Linked DNA regions of Homo sapiens: region 2 is linked to region 1. Evidence: chromatin contacts called from ENCODE Hi-C or POLR2A ChIA-PET data. All regions are on one chromosome and are shown on one strand. The core of a region is the stretch at or near the end of the contact, and the rest is flanking DNA. Distances in the headings are between cores, read along the strand shown.

Region 1 (5,503 bases), core at 1,367-3,866:
CTTTTAATTCTTAGCTTTATTACTTTTTTTTGCTGGTGATTAAAGGAGAACATATCATCTCGTTGATATTTTGCCTCTCTTACTCTTTTTAATAGTTTGATCACAACTTATTTTCTCTTAATTGTTTCTAACTTTCTCATAACATTTCTCTTAACTTTTAGTTTCCAAGAGTGAAGGTATGGTTGAACATACTCTTTTTCTAAATTATTTTTCCACTCTTCTGTAAGAGGATTATGCTTCCTGGCTCTGTTGATATCAGATTTGGTCAAATGACTTGCTAGGCCAATGAAATGTGAGTGGAGGTAACATGGACTACTTTCTGATAGAAGCTTTAAGAACCATCATGTAGTTCTCTCATTATTCTCCTTCCTCTGCCATGTGATAAAAATAAGGGCTGCTGCTTCAGTTTGGGTACCAGGATGAAGAAGACTTTCAGTGTGAATTAATGTGAATTGAGGCTGACAGGCATTAATGAGAAATAATAAATAAAAATAGACAGCTCAGATTTGGGGGTCATTTGTTATAGCAATGTATTAGTTGACTAATACAAAGGAACATGCTAGTTTCATAAGCAGTGGGGCTGTGTATGATGGCTCACACCTGTAATCCCAGCACTTTGGCAGGCCAAAGCAGGAGGATTGCTTGAGGCCAGTTCAAGATCAGCCTGGGCAATATAGTGAGATCCCATCACTAAAAAATTTTTAAACAATTAGCCAGGCAACATGTCTGTAGTCCCAGCTACTTGAGGGGCTGAGGTGGCAAGATTGCTAGAAAAAAGAGGCAACAGGATGGACTGTTGGCATAAGAAAGAGAAAAGAGCATGTATTTTGGAGTAAGGTAGATCTGGGTTTGATCAAGCTTTGAATTCCACTAGTTGTGAATACTTGGGCTAGTTATTAAACTATTTATACCTCACTTTTTTAATCTGTGAAATGAGGGATAAGCCTACAATAAACTTATTAAGTTTGCTGTGAAGATTAAATGAGATCATCGCATTAATGTAATTCTTATTGTTGTAACCAATAGTCAAATGCAAAACTATATAATAACTCAAAATTTATGGAAGTTTACTTCTTACCTAAACTACAAAACAGATGCTCTTAATTGTCAGGTACATTTATTCCAAACAGTGACTCAGAGACGAAGCTGCCTCTTTCCATCTTGTGGCTCTGCTGTCTGCAGTATGTGGCTTCCAAGGTTGCCTGTGGGATATATCCATTCCAGTCATCCAGAAGGGCAAAAGAACATGAAAGATCCTGAAAGGGAGGTTTGTCATGGGCGATGCATGGAAGTGGTACACATTGCTTTTGCTCACAGTACTGGATTCTGATTAGAATCCCGTTACATGGTCATACTTGAGTCAATGTTGGCTGTAAATGTAGTCTGGCTATGTGCTTAATAAGAAGAGGAAATGGTTGGTGAACAGTTAGCAGTCTCTGCCATAGTGATATATGTAAAGGGCATAGACTACTAACTAGCACCTGGCAGATACTTAATAAATATTCTTTTCTGTTTGTGTCTCTAAGTTCCTTCAAACCTTATGTAAATATCAAAAGTGTTTATTTGCTGGGATCAGACAAATGACATTTAAAATGGAATATATACATTTTGAAGCCATAAAAAATATATACTTTTTAGCTCAGGGGTCTTCCTTGGTATTCACACAGCACTTGCTTTGTGCAAAGGTCTTGGATCACTGGCAATCAAAACTAGAGTTCCTAGAGGCATTCAATGAATGTCTGTTGAATGCCTACCTGAACAAATATACCTCTCTCGATTTTAATAAAATACCATGACTGAGCCAGGGGGAACTAAACTGGCTTCCTAGAGACTATTGCCTTGCTGTCTAAGAATCGGTATTTAACTTTTACTTACTATGGGAAATGGTTGTATTTATAACCCAAACTTAAATTAAAATTTTAACTAAGTGTTAGCTAAAATTTTCCAGTTAATTTCATTGTTATTGAATTATTTCTTTGGATTTATACTTTGAGGCTGGATACATGTAAAAACTATTGATAATTTCTGCTTGTTGAAATCAGGCTTGTGAGAGTTCTTGCAAATTTATAAAGATATGTTTGAATCTTAGTTTTTCTTATTCTCTTAGGCAACTCATACTACACATATGGGCCTCGACTATTTAATCAATAAAACCAGATGAGGATAAAGACTAGGTTATATACTCATAGTGAATTTTAAATGGGGTAAAGAATGTAAAACAATGAATACATTTTCTGGCATGTAGTAAATACTCAGTAAATGGTAATTTTCTATTAATATTAATAGCAATAATGATAGTAATAGCACCATAATACTAATAATGGAAAAATAATAAACTATTATCAGGGAAGGGCATATTTTTCTCAGAGGCACACTGTAGATGTGCAATAGGATGATTAACCATCTTTGCCTCCCTAGAACAACACAGAACAAGGTTGGAATATGCTTCCCGTTATGCCAAGGGCAAGGTTTTGTTCTCACCTGAGTGTTTTGACACTGCATAATTTGATAGTAAACAAATTATGTCACGTTTGGCGTGTACTCCTTCATATTTTTGAAAAGCCACTAGAGGGTGCTACTTTGCTAGAAAAATACAAGTACTTCCTTACAGTAACATTTTCAGTCTGCAGCCGCGACGTCTGATGTTAGGGACTAGAACTGAGATCTCTGCTGTGAGTATCCGGATACAATTTATTCATTTTCTTTCGCTTATGTAGGAAGTAAATAGGAATAGCTTAGGTAAGCTACAAAAGTTGATTCAAATAAAATCCTAGTCTTTTATTTCAGTAAAGGTTCATACCCATTCTATTAGGAAAAAATTGTCAATATTTCTTACTAAACAAAATTGTGAGGGTAAATGACTTTCTTATGAGATATAAGCTGGCTTTAATACGTGTGCTGTGTTTTTGCTAGACTTCTGTTGTTTTAAGTTTGGTATAAGGATATTATTCTGTCTTTGGTAGTTTTTAATTATAAGGGTTAGTGAAAATGAAGATCATTTTGTATGATTTTGCTCTCTGAAAAATAATGTTTCAGTGAATCAAAGGTCACAAATATATTCAGGTGGCTGAGGTGCAGGTAAACTAAGCCTGTGACCTTCCTTTTTGTTACTCTGAGTGTAAAGTAAATGTTATGTTGGTGAGAGGTTGTGTTAAGCGTCAACCTCAATTATGAATAACGGCCTTTAGTCTATAGCTCATACTCAATGGCAAGTGCATCTTTGTGGAGGCAATTATCTAAGGATGAAACATAGTCAGCATGGGTCGAGTCAAAATATTTCTGCAAATTAACCATTGTCTTTTCAGCTGACCATGAGGTAATGAGATGAAAGAAGATTGTCAGTAGTTGAGTGAGAGGAATAAATATATGGGAGACATAAAGAATCCTAGTTGTGTAATAGATGTGAATTATACAAAACCTGGATGTTCTCATTTTTGATCCCTGATAGAAGAGTTAGCTTCCTGAGAGATTTTTGTCCTACTACGTATTACTTCAAAAATATAAGAGTTGGGGAAAAGGGTTTCTGATTTGTCTTCCCTTAGTGAAAGGAACACTAAAAAGTTTCAGACAAAATTATCTGAAAGAGTCTAGCTCCTCAAGTCTTTTGAGTTTCCTCTACCCTAGGTAACTAATCAAGTCTGGGTTGTACTTGATGATTAAACAAGAATTTGGTCACTGGGGTGGTGCATGGGGTGTGTGTGTGTGGTGTGTGTATTTCACACACTCACATATGTCTAATTACAACTTTAAGAAGTCATGTCAGAGAGTATCTTTTTATTCTCTGTCTTACCCTACTTTAATTTTCGGTGTTAATTCAGCGTTTATAGCTTGTTTGTATGATTATCTTTAGGAGCAGTTTTGTAAGTTAGGTAGTTATTGGTGGTGGGAGAAGGGGAGGAGTCAGTATATTCCGATTTTTTTCACTGTTGTTATGTTTTTCAACTCCATACTTTAAATCTTGTACAGATAATTTGAGACTGGCAACATTTAAGTGGCTCTAAAACACACAAAAAATTTCCATCTATCTTTTTTCATTAATGTAGATCATGTCTTTCTGTTTATTTAACTCCACTTTGGGATATAAATGAAATCAAACGGGGTTATATCCTTGTCCATGCTGGGGAGTACTTTCCTAGCACAGGACAGTTGGCTAAATAGTCCATACAGTAGATTAGAAGGGGAACTGTCAAACCTGGACTGAATTTTTACTGAGAAAATACCTCTATTTTAATTTGCCAGCTGTATAAAACATAGATTACAGAAAATAATATTGAATTGGAAGGTGGGGGGCAGTTAGCATTCTGGTTCTGATCTGTTCCTAAGTTGTTGGCTAATGACTTTATCTTGGGTAAACCATAGATATGGTTTATCCAAGCTTCAGTTTTTTATTTGTTTTTATCTTATAGGAAAGAATAGTGTCTCTTTTGTTCATATCAGAGGATTGTTGAGTGACATACAAAAAAAATGCCCTAAATTATAAAGACCAACAAAACTGTTGCCATGGTCTGTCAATGTGGTCATGAAAATGGACTTTATAAGATTCATTAAATACTATTGGGGAAATACCCTGCACCAGCGCTCTGACTTCTAATTCTACACATTGCTCCCTTCAAATGACCATACTGCATGTTTCAGCCTGACAAGAGATGCTGAATGTGTGATGATGGGGGAGAAAGGAAGAGGTAGCTCATCTTCCAATGTTGTGTACAGATTGTCACTGCCAACACCCTACAGCTGTGCTTTTGCTTTTGATTTCTTCATGCCTTTTATATGACTCAATTCCTGCTTTAAGGCACATTGTATTCTTGGCTTCTTAAGCTCAGATGCTCAAATAATTCCATGGGGTCCACTATATAAACTTAAAACCACAGTGGATGTGAAATTGGAAATACTAAACTTGGAACTGTTCTTTTTTGCTCATATTTTCTCATTTGATAAATTGAGGGAAGCAATGTTTTTCAGTAGCTCCCTTTGGTATAGCTCCATGGCTCTCAAACCTTGGATCTAGGCTTTTATTACCTCGCTGGACTAAGTATTGTTAGGAAGTCCTCTTCTTTTGCCTTGTACACCCTTAAACAAGCCCAATAAACGACAGCCTTGGTTTCCCTGTCTAAGCTGATCTCTCTCTCTCTCTCTCTCACACACACACACACACACACACACTCCAACATTATCTGTATGTATGAGGCAAGATAGATGGAGATTAGAGAGATCAACATATCCCTTTATTCCTTATGATTGATAAAAAACTAATATTGGAGAATGTGCCTTATGGATGTGGCAATAATGGGCATCCTAATAACAAACTGCAGGCCCAGCCAGAGTAAACTTGGAATCTCCTGGGTGACAGTCTGCCTCCGCTATAGCTAAAGGCTAGGTGGAACATGTATACACTTTCAGGGTAGCTGGCTCCCTCAGAAATGTGGAGGGAAAAGGGCTGAGCTGGCCGGGTGCGGTGGCTCAGGCCTGTAATCCCAGCACTTTGGGAGGCTGAGGCGGGCGG
Region 2 (5,545 bases), core at 1,995-4,494, 580 kb after region 1:
TAAAGTCTTTGACTAACCCAGCAACAATTCCTCCAAGGCCATGTTGTCTACCTCTTTGATCAATTCTTCAACTTTTCCTTATCCCTCAATGTAAGAAAAAGGGAGGTAGGAATCTGGCTCCGGTTGACCGTTTGTGTAATATTGATATTGATTTGATCACAGTCTAGGGTGGATGTGAATTTATTTGGGTAAGTAATGTGGAGTTCTTATCAATAATGCAGTCAATAAAATGTATTTTTCCTATATTTATATTAAATGCTGGGAATCTAAAATGGAAAAGCATATTTTCCCCTCGATGAAAACAGCTGTGGCACTAAGTTCATCTGGCTCATGATGGAATCCATGACTAAATGTGAATTAATGCAGCTGAAGTGCAGAAAGGTTAGTCAGATGCAATGTGTTATTTGTTTCCCTCCAGGGAGAACATATTTTAAGAAACCTGAATCTTATTTGCCTTATTAAAATCCTTTTATTCTTACTTCTTAGTGGAATACCCTGTATAGAACCAGATTCCAGATGTTACAAAGTCTTTGAAGTATCAGTAGAGGAAATGTCTTTTCCGATTTATTCTCAGACAATAGCGCATGTTGGCTTTTAAATCAGCGTGGTATTGAACTGATGGTTGACTCTTTATCTCCAATAATGCTAGAGGTCTACTTTTCCATTCAGTCTGCTAGCTGCAAGGAGGTTTCATCTTTTGGTGAAGAAGTTCTCAAGTAATATAGACGGATATTTTCAATACTGTTTTAGAGAGAGCCATGTCTTCAAGACCAGGAAGTAACAGATAAAACCTCTTCTCCAACATTGCTATTCTAAATCATCTGTTTCACATGCAGTGCGTATGACATAATGGCTTTTGATGAACAAAGCCTAAGAAGTTTAAGACTGTGTAATATGGAATATGAAGGTTGTCCTTTCAAACAAATTTATAGGAAATTCAAGCTTGCTTCTGTAATTATGGACTTAAATATAGTATGTGAGTAGATCATTTGAAAAGATGCTTCCTGAATTATTAATACAGTATGTAATAGCTGCTAAATTAGGTTTTATAATTCTAAATCATCTTACGGAGTGTGAAGAGAAGTGTTCCAAATGTATCTTTGAAGACAGAGCTGGAAAGACAAAGCACTACATTGAGAATCCAGTGTCTGTGTCATTCATCCTGGTCACTGGGGCTTTACTGGTGTGCCCTTGACATCAGGATGGCATTTCTAGGCAAATGCTTTTGTACTTCTGTGATAATGTGGGATCTGTATCAGGTTATTTTCATCAATATTTGCATTATTGGGGTTATTTAGGGATAACATAACAATTACTTTATCTTTGCAAATGGGAATGACAAGATAATATTTTTCAATTTTTTCAATGGTGTAATTGTTTAACATGATAATTTGGGATGTTACAACAGAGTGTTTTTATTTGTCAGAATGCATAGGAGGCAGCAAGGATTGCAGAAATGTGGTTGGTAATGTGTATAGAACCCTCGGCAGGCCGTGGGCCTACCTGGCAGCAGATCCTCATAAAGCATATTTATTCTAGATTGGCTTTCTCTATAAAATTCTTTCAATTGCCACTTCTGAAAATCTATCATAAAGATGATGCTTACAAACCCAACAAGTGTCTATCTTTACGGATAGCTAACTCAAGCCTAACTCTCCAGAGTTTATGAGTGAGTAGGAGAGGATTACATATTTTAATTTCATCTGCCCATAATGATTTCCAACAAAACTAACAAAAGCCTCTAGCAAGCTCTTTGCCATATATTTTAGCACTATATGCATACGTACACATTTGTGTGTGTGTTACGAATACAGTTTATCCATATGTGCACTGTATGTCCTTATAATTTTTCCATGTGTGTATATATATATATATATATATATATATATATATATATAGGAATTTTTATTTTGTTTTATTTTTGCTTTTGCTTTATGCTGAAATATCCCATGAAACCAAGGAAAATCATATTAAAAAAACAAGAATTTTCAATAAAATTGAGCGTCTCAGGTCTTTGTGTATTACTTATTTATATTTGTTTACAAATTATATTTGTATGCATATTTTAGGCTTTTGTAAAAACCTATCTGAAAATAAATCTACCATGTTTTAGGGTTGATTTCCTATAGATTCATTATCCTATGAAATGAATTATCTCTCTGAATAATGCCATGAGTTATAGATTTTTCGCTCCAAATTTTTCCTATTTCTCTACTTGTTATTCAAAGGGATATCAGCCAAATTGGCAAATTTGAAGTCTTCTCTTTCAGACATGCCAAATTTTAGACTGAAGTGAACTATTATGGCCAAAGTCCAAGCTTTTGGGAAATGTGGTTGAGAAAGAAAGATTGGCAAATCTTTAATGAACAGTTCTTGAAGAAAGAACATGCAGTTGGTTTCTGCTTCTCTAAATGTGTTCTAGTTGAATTTTCCTTGAAATGTTTTAAAAAAATAAAGAGTAGTTATTGGAATAATGATGCCTTAGCTTTCTTAGGAAAGAAGTTTCTCAGAGAAAAAAATAAAATGACAAAGAAACAGACAAGAAATAGGCAAAACAAGACAAAGGAGGACTATATGTATCTCCATATATTTAGAAACCACATCTTTCTTGCTTTTTACTGTATACCTAACACCTGGAAATAGCACAGTATAACATATGGTGCTAAACAAATATTTCTTGAAGTGCATATATTTACCAGGCTTATGGAAGAATCTCAGTCATATGAAACTGCCCCCACTCTGCTATGTTGAACTATTTCCTGTTGCATAGGACCTTTTCTCCCCTGTTCCCGCAAAGACCTCTTTGTCACTCTAGTGGCAAAAGTGAAGAGAAACTCCTTACATGTTTCCTTTCCTACTTTTCTGCCTTCCTTTCTGATGATGAGACCAAGAGACGGATGGAAGAAGGTAGAGATCTTCCTACACAGATGATACTGCTGGGGCATAGCCCCTTCACACTGACTGGTCGTTACAGACTTTCCTCTCTAAAGGCTGAATCTTTCACAGATGCATTTGTGGATTTTTCAGGGTCTCTGGAATTAGAAATCCACTTCACATGCTAGTATTCTCCCAGCATTGGGATAGTCCTGTTGGATGGGATACAGCGAAAGGCCTCAAAGGCCAGCTGCTTGCTTTGTGTTTATTCAGCAACTAGGAAACTCATGTACCCTGGCCTGCAACGTAAGGGAAATGCAGGCTGTTCCACTGTTGCTGCCTCCTTTGGCTTGTCACTTTCTCCAGGGGTTATCAGCTTCAGTGCCCAGCAAGGTCAGTGGCTTGCCAAGCTTCAGAGGCCATCATGAGTCCCTGACTTAGAGAAGGAGTGAGTCACTGTTCTAACACACATCAAAATTTACCAGCAATACTCTTGTTCTGATAGTTGGGAGAATTCCTAGTCCTCCCCCTCAAAAACCAGTGCTGATTTTGAAAACTGCTTCCTCCAAGTAGCACTTCCTCTTTTCTAGTTTCCCCCTCAAAACAGTCAGGGCCATTTGGGTTCTCAGAAGTGCAATGCTTTCTCTCAGTAAACCTGGCAGAGAAGTGGCTAGGTGCAATTTCCATCGGTCTTTTCAGCTTAGAATGTGGAGTTTTAGCCTCTTTTGGGGGGTGGGGGGTGGACCTTAGCTGCAGTTCCTGGATAATGGGGATAAAACGTTTTATTTACATCTATCTATAATCTTAGATTGGATTCCAGGAAACACGCTGATGGAGAATGACATTAGATTGTCATGGGAAAGGTTCTCCGAAGATATTTTTTCTGCAAGAAAGTGAGGAAAGCAGGATGCGACAGGAACACCTGCCCTGCAACGCTGTAGCAACTGAAGTCTTAGCTGATCCAGTGGGGTCCCCTGAGGCGGTGATCCCTCTCAAGTTTGCTTCAAACTGAGGGGCTGGGGCTTTGTTTCCTCTTGCTAACTAGTCATTGATTGGGAGCAGGAAGACAGATAAACTTGGGTGAAGCTGTTCCTGCTGCGTTGTAGAACAATTCCCATGAGAATCTCTTTGTGCCTTCAGCAACCAATATACCAGTCTTTGGGATCTAGAGAGAGTACTACAGTATCCGTTATAATGTCTGTAGCCTTATCAGTATCTAGACATCTGTATTCCAGGCAATGTTCCAGGCTGTTTGCACGTATCGCTTTATTTAATCCTTACTACAACTCTATGAGGCAAGCAATGTCATTATCTTTATTCTGCAAACGACAGATCTGAGGCACAGAGAAGTAATTTGATCCAGGTTAAAAAGCTAACACTGGGCCAGGCGCTGTGGCTCACGCCTGTAATCCCAAAATTTTGGGAGGCCGAGGTAGGGGTATCACCTGAGGTGATCCTGAGGTTGGGGCTTGGATCCAAGGTGGGGGGATCCTGAGGTTGGGACTTGGAGACCAGCCTGACCAACATGGAGAAACCCCGTTTCAATAGAATATTAAAACACAAAATTAGCTGGGCGTGTTGGTGGGCGCCTATAATCCCAGCTACTCAGGAGGCTGAGGCAGGAGAATCCCTTGAACCCAGGAGGCGGAGGTTGTGGTGAGCAGAGATCTCACCATTGCACTCCAGCCTGGGTGACAGAGTGAGACTCCATCTCAAAAAATAAAGTAAAAAAGGCCTGGAGCCTATTTTCTGAAATATGAGCATGTGAAGTTATTTTTTGAACTGGAATGGATACACTGGTATCTTTCCAGACTCATTCATTAAGAATGAGAATTTTGGCACTTGATAAGAGTAGGCATTTTTGTTTTTTAGCACCTATTTATAATACAATATATAATACAAATAGGCACTAGATAGAGATGCCCACTTACAGTTCTTTTGAAAGCATGTTCTAAGGCTACAACAATCCCATCATGAAAAAGTGGGGAGAAACAGACATTTTCCAGCAGTGATCTTCCTTATTATGAATAAAGGTAACAAAGGTGGATTCTACGGATGGAGTGCTTTCTTATAGACAACTGTCAACGCTCTGGGATCCAATTCTCTTTCATTACCGAGTATACATTGCTGAAATTGTTCTCAGCTTCTTCACAAACTCCCTTCACATACTGGCCAAGCTATCACTCACTGTCTAACCACCAACCAACACACCTGATATTAATCATATGCTGGGACTCAGTCCATCCACCAAGCAAAGATTCTTCATGGCTTTCAAGGGCAATTGTCAATATTCCAGACCCTAAAAGGCCCATCTGACCCAGTGCCTAAAATCAATATTAACTAAAAGTAGGAGGTGTTCTTTCCTCTTCCTTCCTCCAGGGAAAGAAAAGAAGAGGTGAACACAAAAGACAAGGGGATGAGGAATGAAAAGTAGCCATGGAAAAAAATAAGATAAATTTTGAAGGATAATCTAAAGTGATTTTTATCTGCCTGGAAACAAAATTAGGCCTTCAAAAAAAAAAAAGATGTTATTTATCCTACCTTTAGCCACAACTATACTAATTATTTCCAATACCCTCAGACAATTACATGTTACTTTTGTACATTTCAAATTTTAAAAAGTTTCCATTCTAATTATTTTTTCCAGAAGGATTTCTTAGGAGATAGGTGA

Evidence for each region. Hi-C counts contacts between places; a loop is a spot of excess contacts on that map. ChIA-PET counts read pairs that join two places held with the same protein, here RNA polymerase II (POLR2A). Pooled maps may share reads with other maps.
Region 2: a loop to region 1 is called in a pooled map, with 2.8 times the contacts of the local background. The contact joins two enhancer-like sites. A Hi-C loop is called at or near these places in 1 of 50 pooled maps. POLR2A ChIA-PET finds 5 or more read pairs at or near these places in 2 of 52 experiments (activated CD4-positive, alpha-beta T cell and common myeloid progenitor, CD34-positive).

What each region holds. Positions count from the first base shown.
Region 1 is chr4:85,145,100-85,150,602 of GRCh38, forward strand. No RefSeq gene overlaps it. Among named protein-coding and RNA genes, the nearest start is that of WDFY3, 180 kb to the left of the region's middle. Within about 2 kb of position 2,617, at least 2 of the 41 ENCODE cell types and tissues checked have a DNase peak (open chromatin) inside an H3K27ac peak, as active enhancers do.
Region 2 is chr4:85,722,632-85,728,176 of GRCh38, forward strand. The region is part of intron 3 of ARHGAP24 (Rho GTPase activating protein 24); the gene reads left to right. LOC124900728 (a long non-coding RNA gene) reads left to right here. Exons shown (of 2, transcript XR_007058169.1): 1 at 1-381; 2 at 487-2,013. Among named protein-coding and RNA genes, the nearest start is that of MIR4451, 2.9 kb to the left of the region's middle. Within about 2 kb of position 3,245, at least 17 of the 41 ENCODE cell types and tissues checked have a DNase peak (open chromatin) inside an H3K27ac peak, as active enhancers do.